2 separate regions of the Homo sapiens genome follow, and region 2 is linked to region 1. Evidence: read pairs that join two places in POLR2A ChIA-PET (ENCODE). Cell type or tissue: Panc1. All regions are shown on one strand.

Region 1 (5,000 bases):
TTATGGTCCTGGAGATGGATTCTAATTTGCCATGTGCCTTTAGGTGGGTTACTTCCCATCTCTGAACCTCTGCTGGACCACCTGACTCCTAGGGGCCTTCCAGATCTCAGGCTCTGATTCTGCTGCTCAGCCAATACAAGGCTCACTAGACAGCCACCAGATGGCGCTCTGACCCTGCTTCCAAAGTGAGATGAGGCTGGGCCCATCCAGCTTTTACAAATGATGGGTGTCACTGGAGGGAATTTTAATATTGAAAGTATCAAAAAGGTCACTTCTGTAATCCCAGCACTTTGGGAGGCCGAGGTAGGGGGATTGCTTGAGCCCAGGAGTTAGAGACCAGCCTGGGTGATATAGCAAGTCCCTTATCTCTATTTATTTATTTAGAGACGAAGTGTTGCTCCTTGCCCAGGCTGGAGTGCAGTGGTGCAATCCCGGCTCACTGCAACCTCTGCCTCCCGGGTTCAAGGGATTCTCCTGTCTAAGCCTCCCAGGTAGCTGGGATTACAGGCCTGTGCCACCATGCCCGGCTAATTTTTTTTTTGTATTTTTAGTAGAGACGGGGTTTCACCACGTTGGCCAGGCTGGTCTCAAACTCCTGACCTCAAGTGATCCACCCGCCTCCGCCTCCCAAAATTCTGAGATTACAGGCATGAACCACCCCACCTGGCACCCCCATCTCTATTAAAAAAAAAAAAGAAAGCATCAAAAAGGGTGTGATTCAGGGAGCTGCATAAAACAAAAAGAGGTGCTGAGGGCTGAGTTTCTCCAGGAGTCAGATGGTGGAGGACACAGTCAAGTGCCCTCAACCAGGAGGGCAGGGTGGCCTAGCGTAAGAGGCTGGCAAGACTGCAGGCTGGCAGGAGGTTTCAGCCTCCCTGTGAGCTGGGGAGGCCTTGGCTGGGGCAGAGAGCCATGAAGGGCATGGGCTGTGGAATCAGGGGCGGGCAGGTCTGTTGACCTCTCTGAGCTTGTTCCCATCTGTAAAATGGGGTAATTCTGTCACCTGTGATATTGATTGTCATTCTTTTAATAGTGTTTGTTCTTGAAACATTAGAAAGCTCAGTAAATGTAGCTGTTATGTCTATGGGTAACGGGGAAGCTGCCTCTACAGAGGACACCTTTTCTTGGGGCTTGATATCCAGGCTCCTAGCCCAGAGGGTAGGCACGAGGGCTTCTTGGAGGAGGGAGATCCCCCGTGTGAGGCAGCGGTACTCTGTAGGAGCTGATCATTGCTGGGCTCAGAAAGAATTCCCTAGTTGTCTAATGTACGGCAAACACCGCAATTACTTTTGCACCAACCTAATAGATATCTCCTGGTTTTTCCTTTTTATGTGGACATGTGAGGAAAGTCCTATGTATCTTTGCCTTAAAATGGTTCTGTTTAAATGTTATAAAATATAAATGCTATGGATTAAAAAGAGCGGGTGGCCTTTTTAAGACATTTCTGGCTGAAGCCAGCATTGAAACTGCTGGAAACCACTAGGGCTGTTAATGTGTGATTTTTAGCGACTCCGGGCAAAGCGACCTTTTCTCCAGAGCAGAGATTGGTGTTAGTGGGGAGGGGTGCCGGCAGGATAAATGCTGCAGTGGGACACTCTTCTCCGGAGTGAAAGTGACCAAGTGGGAGGAGTGTCTGCCTCAGGCCTCTGCACTTCTTCCTCACTTTCTCAGCTGAAGGAATCTTGGAACTATGTGCTTATAGGAAGGGAAATCTTTTTATCCCCCCACGGAAAGGGGCTCTTTGCCCACCACATGAGGTTGTACCTCCTGGAAGAGGCTCCTTGTTAATTCCATCAAGGGGGCATATCAGCTGGCTTTGGCCCTAGTGGAATAGAGTGGAAATTGGTTTTCCTTCCTCAAAAACAGAACTAAAGTCTTTCCTGAGAGCAGCAGATCCCAGTCTTTATTTCTCCAAAACAGTGCTTCCAGAACTTTCCTGTTAAAATGCAGATTCCCAGTGGCCATTACGCAGTGATTCTCGAGAGAGTAGGTCTGGTGACTTGGTCCTGACAGGCCTGGTGGGAAAAAGCAGTTCCAGCTGCTTCAGCCCTCCAGCAGGGGCTGGGGGATGACAAGGACATGGAAAGACCCCAGAGCATGGATGGGAGGGAGCTGGCTCAGGGGCCACAGGGCCCTACCTCAGGGGTGCAGGCTGAGCAGGCAGGTAGGGCAACACTATCCCAAAGCAAATAGCAGTAGCAGGGCGGCCTCTAGGTCTGAGGGGAAGGAGGTGGAGTGGGAGAACATTGCATTTGCAGTCCAAGCTCTGCTCCTTACCTCCTGGGCGACCTCAGACAAGTCACTCAGCCACTTGGGCCTCACCTGTAAGTTGGGCATGGTGATTCCTGCCTGGCATCTGATAGAAACTCAACAGAGGTAGTGGTTTTCTTCCTTGTATTAGATCATCTGAACTTGGCCCGCAGGCCCCTCGGGCAACAGGCCTCAGAGTGTCTCTTGCGCTGTGAGAATAGGGGAGGTAGTGAGCTAGGCCTATGCCCTTTGTAACAGTACCCACACATACCCCTGCCCCTGCTGCGGACCTCCTTGGCTCACCTGTCCCGATCGCTCCCGGATTGTTGGTCTCTTATGGCAACTGAAAGTACAGATGGTCATGACCGCCTCCTGGGTCCTTATCAGGCCTCAGTTTCCCTAGGGGTGAAATGAGGCAGGCTGAGATGCCTCTGGGGCTCCTTCCAGCTCTGGCCAAATCTTGCATGAGGATTTGTTCTGCTCTGTGCTGACTGAGGCAGGGAAGGGGAACCATGTCATCCTTCATGGCCCTGCTGCAGGTGTCCCCTGGGGACCTCGGCTGACTTCCTGACTGCTTTCAGGGTCTCCTCATGAACATGAGGCTTTGTCTGAATGCCATGGTCAGATTTTTCACCATGAACCAACCAGAAGGAAGGGGAGAAGTCCTCTCCATGATTGTCCAAATCAGAGTGGCTTTTTGGCTTTAGCCTGGCTCTGTTACTTTTCTGGTGTGACTCTGAGCTTATCTGAGCTTTCTGTATCGATCCTCCTTATTAGCAAATGGAGGGGAGGAAGAGGTGGTCCCTGTAGGTCCTTTCTATAAAGGCAGGCATACTTGGTCCCACTGTGAGACTCTGTACATTTCCACTGAAGATCCATTCCTCACGCTTTGAGGGCCCTTTTTGAGGCTGGCTGGGGAGCCGAAGCTCCCCCTTCCTAAGCATTTTAGCCGTGGGGTTTAGACAGGTCCACTGGCCTAGTGGAAGCATGAAGCCCTCATTCACAGAGTGGGCACGATTTTGACTGCCTTGCCCACCTCACAGGTTCAGAGAGTGGACAGAAGGAAGGGTCCACTAGAAAGTAAGTACTGTGCTGGTATGGTCGATTACGAGGTCCATTTTTGCAGCCCAGAGCAGGGGGAAGTGGGAGCTGCTGTTCACTTTTGATGCTTGGATTGGGATGGCCTGACAGCAGCCTGGCCCCGGCAGTGATCTGCCCTCAGCATCCTGGAGCCCCAACCACTCCCAGCCATGGGCTGACCCCATGGGAGGTGGCGTCCTAGGGGTGGGTTGTGGGCCTTCCGAGGCTCCTAAGCTGTTAAGTGGTGAGGGAGCCAGGTGGACAGGTGGTACTGGCCCATCCCAGCCTCAGCACACTCCTGCCCGTCACGGCTCCTGCTCCCTGCCCTGAAGGCAGGGCTGCTGGGGCCACCGAGGCCACTGGCATGACTATCAGGACATCTGATTCTTGAGTTGGAGGCCGCTGTGCAAATGCGAGGCTGAGGACAGCCCGGAAGATTCCATTACAGTGTTTTGACAATCTTCTCCCTTGGCTGTGCCACAGGCTCTCCTTGGCCTCCCTGCCAGGCAGGGGAGTAGCTTGTTCTCAGCTCTGGAAGCAACAGCTGGGGCATCCCGGGCCCTCCCAGCCCACAGAGAAGGGCTTGCTATGTGCCCTCCTGCCGTTCCCCTGCCTAGGCTGGTGTAGAGAGAGTGATCTTACAGAGCGCAGGCATTGGGCTACGAACATCTGTCAGGAGTGAGTGATGCCAGGTGAATCTTCTAGAAACTCTAAATTCCATGAAATTTTCCTCCACTCGGAAACTTTTGCTGGCTCCCTGTTGCCTGTGAGTAACAGCTAAGAGCTGAACATCCTGTCTGGTGGATGCCTCCAATGTCTCTTCCATTCTCCCCTGCCTTTCCTTACTCCTTCCCTCCTCCCCACACTTTCACAACCATCTTTGATGCCTATTAAGTGTAGGTATGGCATGAAGCTCCAGAGATAAAACCACAAATGAGATGGACACAGCCCCGGACTCATGGAGCCCACTCCCTCCCCTTCCTAAGGAGATCCCCGGGCTCTTCTCACTGTTCTCCAGCACTCTGGGAACATTCCCCTATGGGGCCTTTGCTCAATTTCCTACACCTGAAATGCTGTTGCCATGTGCTAGATCCCACCATTCCTTCCAGGCTCAGTCAGGCCCAGCCCCGGCCCCATGTCCACACCTCCCCAGCCTTGGAGCCCTCTCTGTCTCACTTGGCACTCAGCCCACACACCTTGACCTTCATTTCTCTCTGCAAAGCTCCATCAGCCCTGTGCTCACACTCATGGTGGCAGACACGAGCGGGTCCTATCCAAGTCCCTCCCTGGGGCCCAGCTCCTAGTACTGGAGAAGGGAGTGGGGGTCCCCATGGGGTCAGCATTGGGCTTATCCAGGAATGCAGACCTGACTGGTCGGGCTGAAGTGCTTTAGGGGCAATTTTGCATCAGGGTCTGTGGTGCTTCTTGGCCAGCCTCATCTGAAGGGAAGCAGGCAGACCACAAGGGAAATAAAAGCATAGCAGAGCATAGCACTGAGGTTTGTATGGTTCCTGCCACACAGCCCAGTCCTCATGCACTCAGGAGAGAGGGCTAAGTCACAGAGAGGGGGCTGTGAGTACAAATCCAAAGCGTTTTCACTAAACCCACCACGAAAGTTTGGAGCACCAGACAACATGCTCTGAAGTTGCAGGAGGGAGTGTCACAGTAGG
Region 2 (5,000 bases), 1.2 Mb after region 1:
TTGCCCTTGTCAGATAAAATATCTCTGTAACTATACTCAGAAGTTTGCATAAAAATGTTTTAACCTGAAAACTTTAGAAGTGTCCCTTTCAAGACAGTTAACTAAATGTCATACATCATTTAAATGATAAGGCAATGGGTAAATATTTCTATGTTGCACATTATAGGAGTTTTTGTTGGAAATGATGAAGTTGGAGACTGTAGCAATGATGATCTATAGCTAAATTATTTTATTTTCTCATGTTATTTTATTGATACTGGATTTTTCATTTTTAAGGGGTTACTCCTCTCCCCTTTTAAAAATGGGAAGAGGTAGTCAAGGGTGGAGGAAGGGAAGTGAGAATGGCATGTAGGGTAATAGTTGTCAGTCTAGATTAGAATAACAAAGAGCAACAAACAAACGCTTGTTTCTAAGAAAAAATATGAGACTGCATACAGTGATAAAAGCAGTCTCAGTGTTTTATAGAGGGAGGCATAAATCATGGTGGTTTCGCTCAGTGGATCAGGCAGCTGTTAAAAGGATTAGAAATGAAGAATTTGTACAAAACAAGATGTTTAATAGAACGTTAAGTGAAAAAACAGATGATGTATTCATATCTATTCTGTTCACAAGTATGTAGAAATATATATACATCTGGAGGGAAATAGAGAAAAATGAGAATTGTGGGAATGCATGATTTGCATTTTATTATAGTTCATATTAATATTAAGCTCTTAAAAATAAGGAGAAATGCAAAGAATGTGTTCAACTCAAGAGCAAAAACAAAATAAAAAGATAGGGGACAAAAAGAGCCAACCTGCCTTTCATAAAATTATTTATTGAGTCATGGAATTTTAGAGATGGGAAGCCTCTCCTAACAGGTCTCAAAATTTTTGGTCTCAGGACTTCATTATACTGTAAAAATTATTGAGGACCCCAAAGAGCTTTTATTTATATGGGTTAAGTCTGTCAGTATTTCCATATTAGAAGTTAAAATTGAGGCTGGGCATGGTGGCTCACGCCTGTAATCCCATCACTCTGGGAGGCCGAGGCAGGTGGATCACGTGAGGTCAGGAGTTCAACACCAGCCTGGCCAACATGGTGAAACCCCGTCTCTACTAAAAATACAAAAATTAGCTGGCCATGGTGGCACACGCCTGTAGTCCCAGATACTTAGGAGGCTGAGGCAGGACAATTGCTTGAACCTGGGAGGTGGAGGTTGCAGTGAGTCAAAATCGAGCCACTGCACTCCAGGCTGGGCAAAAGAGTGAGACTCTGTCTCAAAAAAAAAAAAGTAAAATTGAGAAATAAAAGAAAACTAAGTCACTTAAAAATAATGATGAACCTATTATATGTTAACATAAATAACATTTTTATGACAAATAACTATTTCAAAACAAAAATTTAATGAGAAGAGTGCCATGGTTTTGTATTTTTGCTTATCTTTAATATTTGCCTCTATAGAAGACACATGGATTCCCATGTTTGCTTATCCATTCAATCTGTTGTGATATGCTCTTTTGGTTAAAATTTGGAAGAAAATTTGGCCCCGGACAGCTATATAGTTGGGAAAGGGAGAGTCTTTTAGTAGCCTTTTTAGATAATTGTGGCTTCGTCACATTGTCTCTGGAAAACCCCACTGTACACTCTTCAGAGAATTAGATTGAAAAAGACCAATAATGTCTTAGTATTATTATGAAATATTCCAAAGCTCCGTGAAACTCCATGAAAATGTTTAAATACCTTCCAGGGGTTCCCTGATGACACTGAGAACTGCTATTTTAGCCCTTGAAAGATGAGAAAACTGAAACTCAGAGATGTTCAGTGATTTTCTCCAGATCACGTGGTTGGTGGAAGACAGAGTGCTTGGACATGGCTCTGCTAGTTTCATTCCTCATGTTTTTGGAAAACGTCATATATGGTGTGACTTTAGGACAATTTTTGGAGATTGATCCTAAGTTTATTTATGAGGGTCTTCAGAGATATCAAAATCTAATTCTACCTTGTCATCTTGAAGATTAAAAAAAAAAAACTCCATGATTGGGTGCAGTGGTTCACGCCTGTAATCCCAGCACTTTGGGAGGCTGAGGTGGGTGGATCATGAGGTTAGGAGATCGAGACCATCCTGGCCAACATGGTGAAATCCCATCTTACTAAAAATACAAAAATTAGCTGGGCGTGGTGGCGCATGCCTGTAATCCCAGCTACTCGGGAGGCTGAGGCAGAAGAATTGCTTGAACCAGGGAGTCGGAGGTTGCAGTGAGCCAAGGTTGCGCCACTGCACTGCACTCCAGCCTGGCAACAGAGCGAGACTCTGTCTCAAAAAACAACAACAACAAAAAAAAAACACAAAAACTCCATGGTAGGCAAATCAAAACTTTTTAGAGAAAGTAGTATTAGAATTATAAGTGGATTATAAAAATGTAATTTTTAACACAAGCTATAGAAATATTAAACTTTTAATTTATGACAAAGGATATGATACATTTAATTTTGTTCGCTACTTTTTACTAGCTAAAAATTTTCTAGCATCTTCTATCAGTAATTTTATTTTATATACATGTGTATGTGTGTGTATATATATATATATATATTTTTTTTTTTTTTTTTGAGACGGAATCTCACTGCATCACTCAGGCTGGAGTGCAGTGGTGATATCTTGGCTCACTGCAACCTTTGCTTCCTGGGTTCAAGCCATTATCCTGTCTCAGCCTCCCAAGTAGCTGGGATTACAGGCACCCGCCACCACACCCAGATCATTTTTGTATTTTTAGTAGAGATGGGGTTTCACTATGTTGGCCAGGCTGGTCTCAAACCATCTGCCCGCCTTGGCCTCCCAAAGTGCTGGGATTACAGGTGTGAGTTGCCACGCCCAGCCAATCTCAATAATTTTGAATAGACACTTTTGACTTTATCTTGGTTTGTTGGTTATTTGCATGTCCATAGAGGCATTTTCCATATCTGTTCCTGCATTCAAATATTAGGTGGCTTTATGGTTTTTAATGTTATTCACTGGTTCCTCCCAGATCCCACCAAGGTCTCAAACAATAGTATTCTTGGATCCTGAGATGGAAAACACTTAGGGTAACCTTTATTTAGCCTATTTGGGTAGGTACTTCTCATGCTTCACCATCAGTGCTCATGATGTGTAGAGGCCCTTTGAATGACAGCTCCATACCGCCAATCATTCTGTCAGCCCTTTTGCGTAGTTCTCAGCTCCTCCCGCCCCCCAGTAGTTCCATATTAGAAGTTAAATTGAGGAACTGTCCAATTACTTAACTACTTCCTGCCGGCCTGCAGGCTTTCTGGAGATGAGATTGTCCCTCAGCTTTCTTCATCTTTTCCAGATTTTTATTGCACAGCTTCTTTCCTGCTGTGCCTTCTACTCTACCTCCCTTTTCTATTCCCCATTAAGCAGTTTCTTATTTTAAATATTATTCTCAATAAGATGACCTCCAATTTACGTATACTGGAATCAAGATTCTCCCAGTCGCTAGAAAGATGCAGAGGAATAAGTCTGTCTAGTCTTGAGCCTTATGAGACAGGAACTCTTGTTGGGAGGTTCCGGTGGTTGGTCTGATGGCATCCCTGGGGGCCTCCGTCCTTCAGGCCAAGCATCACAGTGTCTTCACTCCTCGCTTCCGGTTTGTGTTAAATATATATATTTTTAGTGGTAAAAATCAGAGTTATTTTGTAATCAGCCAGCAATATCTTTAGGTCAGCCCTAACCAATTTTATCTTTTCTACCTTTTTTCCCCCCTTGAAATAAATGATTTAAACATTTTATGGGGAAACACCTATATTTTTTATATCCTGTTCTTCACATTAAGAAAGTGGTGGGACTGAGAACAGTTACTTGGGAGAGACCAAGGTGAAATTCTGGGTGTGCTTTTGGCTTCGCCCCAGCCACCACCCTGCCTCTGAATGGTGGGATCAGGACATGGAGGAGGCAGCCGACGGCCATGCACCTCCTGAGTGTGTGCCCTGTTGTCTGGGCTCTTCTTTTGGAACAATTTGAAGTGAGATTTTCATGTCCAGGTTACAATCACGGAACTATCTTGTTGAGTTGTGTGACCTGGACTTTCAGCTCCTTTTTCCTTTTCTTTGGAGCTGGAAAGGTGTCATGTGGGCTGGAGAAAATAAAAAGAAAGTTCATTAATTTGAAATATTGTGGAGAATTTGTTCTCTCTATATCATATAACTCTATTTCTATCTTATCTTTCTAGACTGCTTTCTAATTTGGTGTCTAAGTGGGACATACTCTTTCAGTGTTTCATATACAGTGGAAGCTTACTATATATTTGTTAAAAAGAGAAATAAAGATAGAACAGAAAAATGCAGTCTAGCTAGGGAGATGGTATAACAGGAGCATTGTGATGGGCATTTGGACATGTAGGTTCCAATCTCATCCTTATCGTAACTATCTCTATGATGTTGTCAAATTATTTAAACTACTTTAAGCTTCTGTTTTCTCTTCTGTCAATGAGAAAGTTGTTAAATGATGTCTAGGTGTTTGCCCTTTAAATTATTATTATTATCTTTTCAATAGTTACTTAAGTGCATCTTGTGTGCCAGGCACTGTTAGGAGAGCTGGAAATATGGTAGACAACCAGCCACAGTCCCTGCTCTTATACTTGGGTGTGGGGTGTCTTCTCTTCCCCACTGGAAAGCGGAAATGGTGACTTGAAGGACAGTCTTGGGTTTGTGTCTGATTTGGGCCAGGCCACTACAAAACTTTTAAATGGTTTATTTGCTTATCTGTAAAGTGAATATAGTAATGTCTAACCTAGTTTACCTTATACAGTTGACTAAAATAAAATAATGTATATGGGAATACATTTGAATATACTAATAGTAGTAGTGTAAAGTACAGCATGTAGTAGTGTCTGTAGTAATGTAAAATATTTTATTTTGCTATAAAATTTACCGTGTAATTCACTAAAGTTTGGATGGGAAAAATCCTAAATTAAACTTGGAGTTTGGAGATTCCTAAAAAACTTAAAGTATGTTTGTTTTTCTTC

The links. Peaks named below come from ENCODE experiments on the same cell type or tissue, not always from the same donor. Only the 100,000 strongest peaks of a DNase experiment are listed, where the experiment ranks them.
Region 2: POLR2A ChIA-PET joins it to region 1 with 8 read pairs; 2 of 35 experiments call an interaction of 5 or more read pairs at or near these places.

What each region holds. Positions count from the first base shown.
Region 1 is chr2:26,741,080-26,746,079 of GRCh38, reverse strand. No RefSeq gene overlaps it. Among named protein-coding and RNA genes, the nearest start is that of SLC35F6, 21 kb to the left of the region's middle. RefSeq lists an enhancer at 3,124-3,629. In Panc1, a CTCF peak has its summit at 159 (motif pointing right); a DNase peak (open chromatin) is centred at 159; H3K27ac peaks cover 3,600 bases.
Region 2 is chr2:25,580,836-25,585,835 of GRCh38, reverse strand. All of the region lies in intron 6 of DTNB (dystrobrevin beta), which reads left to right. Among named protein-coding and RNA genes, the nearest start is that of DTNB, 90 kb to the left of the region's middle. In Panc1, no CTCF peak of the experiment used is centred here; no DNase peak of the experiment used is centred here.